Regions from separate parts of the Homo sapiens genome. Here region 2 is linked to region 1. A link is an interaction called in ENCODE POLR2A ChIA-PET data of the cell type or tissue named here. Cell type or tissue: CD4-positive, alpha-beta T cell. All regions are shown on one strand. Region 1 holds the start of RPL23 (ribosomal protein L23). Region 2 has its middle 16 kb from the start of FBXO47.

Region 1 (4,000 bases):
CAGGAAGTGTTCTGAGAAGAGGAAAAAGCCCATGCAATTGCTGAATCACAATCACAGTGCTACCCAGCCCTCAAATGGATATTAATGGTGAACAAAAAACAATTTCTAACCCAAAGGCTAAAAATCTACTGGACAGCATCGTGGGGTGGATACAGGAATAGGAGTAACTGTAATACAGGGCTGACAAATCAACATCACATTTGTAAATCAAGGGATGGCCAGGAACTCTTTAGAAGAGCAAGACATCCCAGGGTAGAGACAGATTAGGCAGGCACAGGAAAAAAGTGCAAGCGCTGAAGTTAAAATGCACCAAACACCAGAAGTTCTAAAGCCAGACAGGACACAAGCTGCAAGTATTTTGAGGCCTCCCCCTTTAAATCATACACCTGACAGGAAAAATTTTGAGTGGGGAGCCTGAGATTAAGTAATGAGCAATTAGCCGGGTGTGGTGGTGCACACCTATGATCCCAGCTACTCGGGAGGCTGAGGCAGGACAATCTCTTGAGCCCGGGAGGTGGAGGTTGCAGTGAACAGATATGTGCCACTGCACTCCAGCCTGGGCAACAAGTGAGACTCCATCTCAAAAACAAATAATAAAATAAGCAACGGGCAGCTTGTTTTCGTTTTGTAATATATTTTTTTTTGAGAGCCCAGGAGGCGGAGGTTGCAGTGAGCCAAGATCGTGCCATTGCACTCCAGTATGGGCTGGGCGACAGAGAGAGACTCCATCTCAAAAAACAAAACAAAACAAAACAAAAACAACAACAAAAAAACAACTAAGGTATGGAAGTGACAAGATGATGGTCCCCCCTCCAACACAATATGAGCAAAAACTTAAGATACTTATCTCACACTGCCTCTCAATGGAAAACAAACTTGAGGCCTTGAAAACTGATCCATTTTCCAATAAAGGAAAGCGTCCCCCCACTACTCATCAGTATTAAGGTGGGCTCAGTGTTTACTCACCCTTTTTTCTGAGCTCTGGTTTGCCTTTCTTGACTGTGGCCATCACCATGTCACCCACACCAGCAGCGGGAAGTCTGTTCAGCCGTCCCTTGATCCCCTTCACGGAGATGATATACAGGTTTTTGGCTCCTACAAAAGAATGTAAATAAAAATAAAAAATGTTGAGGGCCATCAGGCCGTTCCATCAGTATAACATTTCCCAAACACTTCCAAAGCCCCTCCCTCCACTCACTGCCCAAGCAGTTAGTCCGCAAGAACGCCTTGTCACACCACCGATTGAAGCAAACAACACATGTTGCCACTTCACCCAAAAGCGATGTTTTCACTCTCCCCTTTCTTGACGGCTCAATAGGTCATTAGCCACAGGCCCATTGAGTGCTTTTAAAAGGGGGAGTATAGCAACGTGCAAAGACCTCACCTGTGTTGTCAGCACAATTGATTACAGCTCCTACCGGAAGACCCAAGGAAATCCGGAATTTCGCACCAGAGGACCCACCACGTCCTGTGGATATAAAGGGAAGGGAAACAGGATAAAGAGATCACAATCTAGACATGGTTCGGAGTTCCCCCTCATACTCAAGCTGTAATTCACCGCACATGCTTTGATAGACTGTACGCTATAGATTAGCTCGCTCGGATTTTACTTATGCCGTCCCCATGTGCCACCCGATTCTCACGGAAAGTAGCCTATTTCTTACTATTAACACTCTGACATCGAAATTAAGAAACCTAGACGACTCAACCCTTGCTCTAACTTTCGCAAAACGCAATTACTCCTGCAAGGCATAAAACCGCAGAGGTCGCGCAAACCAGGGCCTAATCCAGTCTAACTTCAACCCCATTACGATAGCCCTATTCGCGGAGCGATCTCGCGGTATCCAGACTACATTCACGTCGGGATCCTGCCATCTCAACTCTCCAGCACCCCACTGCCACTTTCGAGGGCCCTGGCAGTGCTCTCGCGGTGGCCTGGCTCTCTCTCTCCGGCCTGAAGGAGAGCAAAGCGCCCCAGCTGCCTAGGGCCACCGCTCCTGACGAATCCGCCAGCCACTGCACGACAGATGGTGGAGGATCCTCCAGAAACAAAACCTCACCTCGCTTCGACATCTTGAACGCCGGAAAAAAGAAAAAAGGAAGTCGATTCAAAGGACACTGGGATATGAACTTTAACGCCCCGCCCACCCTCCTCACGTGGCCGGAGCAAAAACCGGCCTCTTCCGCCTCTGGGCGCTGCCTTATTACGTAATAAGTTTACGACGTCGCTTTTAGCCCTCTCTGCGAAGTGGGAGTTGAGGTAGAAGCGCAAGAGATAGGAAGTATCTTCTCTACGAGCTTAAGAGTAGTTAGGGACATGGAAACAGTGATTTGTTAACTTGCTCACGACCTCTTTTGACCACTTAATAGTGCCAGGCACTTATCTGCACACTAGAGAATAGGAATTAAAACACGGTTTGTGCCGTGTGGGGGTTCCCCAAGGAACAAAGAAAGTGGGGGAGGGAGGGAGAACAAGCTCTAAACGGTTTCGTTGAATGTAATACAGTTGAGAAGTGCTGCAGATCATTCCATCTATGTGTTCTTGGTATCATACCATTCTGTATTTTACATATACAGTATTGCTCTATTTATTGACCCGTCCCCCCCAACACACACTCTTTTTTTCTTTTTTTGAGACCGAGTCTCACTCTGTCGCCCAGGCTGGAGTATAGTGGCGAGATCTCAGCTCACTGCAACCTCCGTCTTCCGGGTTCAAGCAATTCTCTGTCTCAGCCTCAGAGTACCTGAGACCACAGGCGCCCGCCACAACGCTGGGCTAATTTTTGTATTTTTAGTAGAGACGGGGTTTCGCCATGTTATTGGCCAGGCTGGTCTCGAACTTCTGATCTCAAGTGATCTGCCCGCCTTGGTCCCTCAAAGTGCTGGGATTACAGGCGTGAGCCCCCGCGCCAGGCCTAATTGCTCCTTTCACAGCTTCAGCCGCCCCTTATTCTCTGGGTTCTTTCCTTCCCACGATACATTAATTCACATACTTATTGAGCTCCTACTTTACAGCAGGTTCTGTCCAGGGCGTACAGCGGATTACATCAGAGAACAAAATAGATCAACATTCTTTTCCTTATGGAGCTTACATTCTGCTGGGGTGCAGGTGGAGGAGGATATTAGACACTAAACAAAAGATATAATAAGTAATTGCAGTATGTAGTATGTTAGATGGGGATATGTATTATAAAAATATAAATAGTATCGCTTCTCGGCCTTTTGGCCAAGATCAAGTGTAAAATATAAATAGTGGCCGGGCCTTGTGGCTCACGCTTGTAATCCCAGCACTTTGGGAGGCCGAGGCGGGTGGATCACGAGGTCAGGAGATCGAGACTAGCCTGGCCAACACAGGGAAACTCCGTCTCTACTAAAAATACAAAAATTAGCTGGGCGTGGTGGCGGGCGCCTGTAATCCCAGCTACTCCGGAGGCTGAGGCAGGAGAATCGCTTGAACCCAGAAGGCAGAGGCGGCAGTGAGCCGAGATCGCGCTACTGCACTCCAGCCTGGGCGACAGAGCTAGACTCCGTCTCAAAAATGTATATAGATAAATAGCTCTTTGAGGAAGACGCGGTCGTAGGTGTTGCGGATCGCTGATCCGCACGCTCCTGCTACTGACTCACCGCTGTTCGCCCTCGCCGAGGAACCAGTCGCTCAGGAAGCCGCGCAGCAGCCATGGCTTTTAAGGATACCGGAAAAACACCCAGGGAGGCGGAGGTGGCAATTCACGAATTCGAGTCACTCTAACGAGCCGCATCGTAAAATCCCTGGAGAAGGTGTGTGCTGACTTGATCAGAGGAGCAAAGGAAAATAATCTCAAAGTGAAAGGACCAGTTCGAATGCCTGCCAAGACTTTGAGAATCACTTCAAGAAAAACTTTGTGGTGAAGGTTCTAAGACATGGGATCATTTCCAGATGAGAATCCACAAGTGACTCATTGACTTGCACAGTCCTTCTGAGATTGTTAAGCAGATTACTTCCATCAGTATTGAGCCAGGA
Region 2 (4,000 bases), 130 kb after region 1:
CTGCCTCCTGGGTTCAAGCAATTCTCCTGCCTCAGCCTTCTGAGTAGCTGGGATTATAGGCGACCGCCACCATCACGCTCGGCTAATTTTTGTATTTTTAGTAGAGATGGGGTTTCACCATGTTGACCAGGCTGGTCTCAAACTTCTGACCTCAAGTGATCCATCTGCCTCAGCCTCCCAGACAGCTGGGATTACAGGTGTGAGCCATGGCGCCTGCCTGCAAATTTAAACTACAATGTGATACACTGACAACACTAAATGCTGAAGGATGTGGAGCAACAGGAACCCTCATTCATTGCTGGTGGGAATGCAAAATGGTACAGACACTCTGGAAGACAGTTAGGTAGTTTGTTTTTTCTTTCTTTTCTTTTTTGAAAAATTTTTTGTAGAGATGAGATTTGGCCATGTTTCCCAGGCTGCTCTCGAACTCTTGAACTCCTGAGCTCATTTTTTTTTTTTGAGACAGCATTTTGCTCTGTTGACCAGGCTGGAGTGCAGTGGTGCGAGTATAGCTCACTGCAGCCTGGAACTCCTGGGCTCAAGTGATCCTCCCACTTCAGCCTTCCAAGTAGCTGGGACTACAGGAAATGCCACCATCCCCAGCTTAGTTTGTCAGTTTCTTACAAAACTAAATATACTCTTACCATATGACCCAGAAGTCATACTACTTAGTATTTACCCAAATCAGTTGAAAACTTATCTACACAAAAACCTGCATACAGATGTTTATAGCAGTTCTATTCATAATTGCCAAAACTTGGAAGCAACCAAGATGTCCTTCAGGAAGTGAATGGACAAATAAACTGTGGTGCATTCAGACAATGGAATATTATTCAGTGCTAAAAAAAAATGAGTTATCAAGCTATGAAAAGACATGGAGGAAACTTAAATGCATGTTACTAAGTGAAAGAAGCCAATCCGAAAAGGCTACATACTGTATGACTCCAACTACGTGACATTCTGGAAAAGGCAAAACTGTGGAGACAGTGAAAAGATCAATGATTGCCAGGGATTGGTTAGGGGGAGATAGAGGATTTTTAGGGCAGTGAAAATGCTCCGTATGATACTATAAAGGAACTCTATGATACATGTCATTATACATTTGTCAAAACCTATAGAACGGCTGGGTGCATTGGCGCACGCCTGTAATCCCAGCACTTTGGGAGGCCGAGGCAGGTGGATCACTTGAAGTCAGAAGTTTGAGACCAGCCTGGTCATCATGGTGAAACCCAGTCTCTACTAAAAATACAAAAATTAGCTGGGTGTGGTGGCACGTGCCTGTAATCCCAGCTACTCGGGAGGCTGAGGCAGAAGAATCGCTTGAACTCCGAAGGCAGAGGCTGCAGTGAGCTGAGATCGCGCCACAGCACTCCAGCCTAGGTGACCAGAGCGAGACTCCATCTCAAAAAACAAAAACAAAACAAAATAAAACAAAAATTAGCTGGGTGTGGTGGTGGGCGCCTGTAGTCCCAGCTACTCCGGAGGGCTGAGGCAGGAAAATCACTTGAACCCGGGAGGCGGAGGTTGCAGTGAGCCAAGATCGTGCCACTGCACTCCAGCCTGGGAAATAGAGCAAAACTCCTACTCAAAAAAAAAAAAAAAAAAAAAAAAAAGGATAATTTAAATAAAATATTTTTTCTGTCCTATTAAATACTTCTTATGTTCTATTAAATACTTCTTATCAGACCTCATGAGTGCATCACCAAAGACACTTATTGAAGCAAATTCTGTGTGAATAGAATTGGCAAGTCAGTCACTGCAAAGCACTAGACAAGTATGAAAAATACTCCCATGTGGGAAAAACTGCTAAAAAATTAATTTCCAGATGGTCAAAGTTCAGGCTTGACTCATGTGGAATTTTTTAAAAATCAAAAACACTGAAACTTGGAAAACCCAGAAAACTATAATTCTTATTAGTTGACTGAAATTACTAAGTAAACAAGCCACAGTATCGAAGAGCTCATTACTGTTACTGAAGAGCTCATTTTCAAGGAGAAATGTGTGCTGCAATTCTCCCAGAAGGTGGCAGCAGAAAGCTGTATACGACAATATGATTTTTCAAATGAAGCGGGGGGATATCCTAAAGGCAGAAAACTGGAAAGCACTTTAGCTGACACAGAACACTCTCATTTTACAGATGAGAAAGCTGAGTTCCAAAGAGATTACCTGAGTTTCTTAGGCAAAATTCTTCATTGAAATAAATTCCCTGAGGCCGAGCATGGTGGCACACGCCTGTAATCCCAGCACTTCGGGAGGCCCGGGTGGGCAGATCACCTGAGTTTAGGAGTTTGAGACCAGCCTGGCTAACATGGTGAAACCCCATCTCTACTAAAAACACAAGAATTAGCCAGGCGTGGTGGCGCACGCCTGTAATCCTAGCTACTCAAGAGGCTGAGGCAGGAGAATCACTTGAACCTAGGAGGCGGAGGTTGCAGTGAGCCAAGATCAGCCATTGCACTCCAGCCTGGGTGGAAGAGCAACGCTCTGTCTCAAAAAAAAAAGAAAAGAAATAAATTCCTTGAGAGCTGGGAGCAATGGCATGCACCTGTAGTCTAGACCCAGCAACTCAGGAGGCTGAAAAAGGAGGATGGCTTGAGCCCAGGAGTTCTAGGCTATAGTGCACATAATTGTGCCTGTGAATACACTGCAAATTAAAACCTGGGAAATATAGCAAGACCCTGTCATAAATAAATAAATAAATAAATTCCTTGAAATATGTCACACTATGCAGATTTCACTATGCATATTATGCTCAGTGTAAGCAAAATTATTTTTATTTTTGGAGACAGGGTCTTGCTCTGTCACTCAGGCTGGAGTACAGTGGCACAAATCATGGCTCACTGCAGCCTCAATCTTATAGGCTCAAGCAATCCTCCTGCCTCAGCCTCCCAAAGTGCTCGGATTACAGATGTGAGCCACTGTACCTGGCTGCAAATTTAATTAGACATAAAAATATAATATTAAGTTATGATAGAAAAAGCTTTGGGATATTTCCAGAACTTCCCCTCTCTCCACCTTTTTTTTTTTTTTTTTTTTTGAGACTGAGTCTCCCTCTGTTACCCAGGCTGGAGTTCAGTGGTATAATCTTGGCTCACTGCAACCTCTGCCTCCCAGGTTCAAGCAATTCTCCTGCCTCAGCCTCCTGAGTAGCTGGGATTACAGGCACCTGCCACCACACCTGGCTAATTTTTTGTATTTTTTAGTAGAGACAGGGTTTTACTATATTGGCCAAGCTGGTCTTGAACTCCTGTCCTCAGGTCATCTGCCCACCCTAGCCTCCCAAAGTGTTGGGATTATAGGTGTGAGCCACCGTGCTCTGTCAATCTGTCAATTTTTTTTCATTACAAAGTCAAAGACAACCAACCCAAAATTTTAAAAGCTCATATTACAAAACGAAGAAACACCAAAGCAGTGTTATAAAATTTGTGTTACATTAAAAAAATTTATGTTTAATAAGTTAGAATTCCAAACCAAGGAATACATTGCAATATAACTGTGCCAGTCATAAGGTAATAATAGGACATATGAAATATTAATTCACAGGGCACTAAAGAAAGTGTGTGGGCTGGTATTGGGACATATGCTTAAGGCTGTATAATGAATATCTTCATTTCTTCTTTTTTTTTTTTTTCAAAGCAACAACATAAAGTTGTAGGGATATCTTCATTCTTGCTCATTTTTGAGACTGTTGTGCTCTCATTTGGAGATGACGTCAAAGTTTGAATTTGATGACCCTTTGTGACAATGGGGGCTCAGCTAAGCAGCTCTCTGGACTCCCATTATAATAAGCTGTACATACTTTCTGATGTAATAGTAGAGATACTTGGTACTTTATCCTAGAAAAATGTTTTTATTATCAAACATGACAGGCTACTTATGTGGCTGTATTTTATTTATTTTATTTATTTATTTTTTGAGACGGAGTCTTGTTCCATCACCCAGGCTGGAGTACAGTGATATGATCTCAGCTCACTGCAACTTCTGCCTCCCAGGTTCAGGT

The links. Peaks named below come from ENCODE experiments on the same cell type or tissue, not always from the same donor. Only the 100,000 strongest peaks of a DNase experiment are listed, where the experiment ranks them.
Region 2: POLR2A ChIA-PET joins it to region 1 with 12 read pairs; 15 of 35 experiments call an interaction of 5 or more read pairs at or near these places.

Annotation. Positions count from the first base shown.
Region 1 is chr17:38,851,638-38,855,637 of GRCh38, forward strand. It overlaps RPL23 (ribosomal protein L23), which reads right to left and starts at 2,084. Exons shown (of 5, transcript NM_000978.4): 1 at 2,061-2,084; 2 at 1,385-1,468; 3 at 967-1,095. The coding sequence starts at 2,073. It overlaps SNORA21B (small nucleolar RNA, H/ACA box 21B), which reads right to left and starts at 21; the gene lies at 1-21. It overlaps SNORA21 (small nucleolar RNA, H/ACA box 21), which reads right to left and starts at 1,358; the gene lies at 1,226-1,358. It also overlaps the pseudogene RPS20P35. RefSeq lists enhancers at 937-1,720, 1,031-2,230, 1,721-2,504, 2,228-2,337. In CD4-positive, alpha-beta T cell, no CTCF peak of the experiment used is centred here; DNase peaks (open chromatin) are centred at 1,524, 1,844, 2,174, 2,734 and 1 weaker place; H3K4me3 peaks cover 2,948 bases; H3K27ac peaks cover 2,773 bases.
Region 2 is chr17:38,981,299-38,985,298 of GRCh38, forward strand. No RefSeq gene overlaps it. Among named protein-coding and RNA genes, the nearest start is that of FBXO47, 16 kb to the left of the region's middle. In CD4-positive, alpha-beta T cell, CTCF peaks have their summits at 2,032 (motif pointing right) and 2,233; a DNase peak (open chromatin) is centred at 2,023.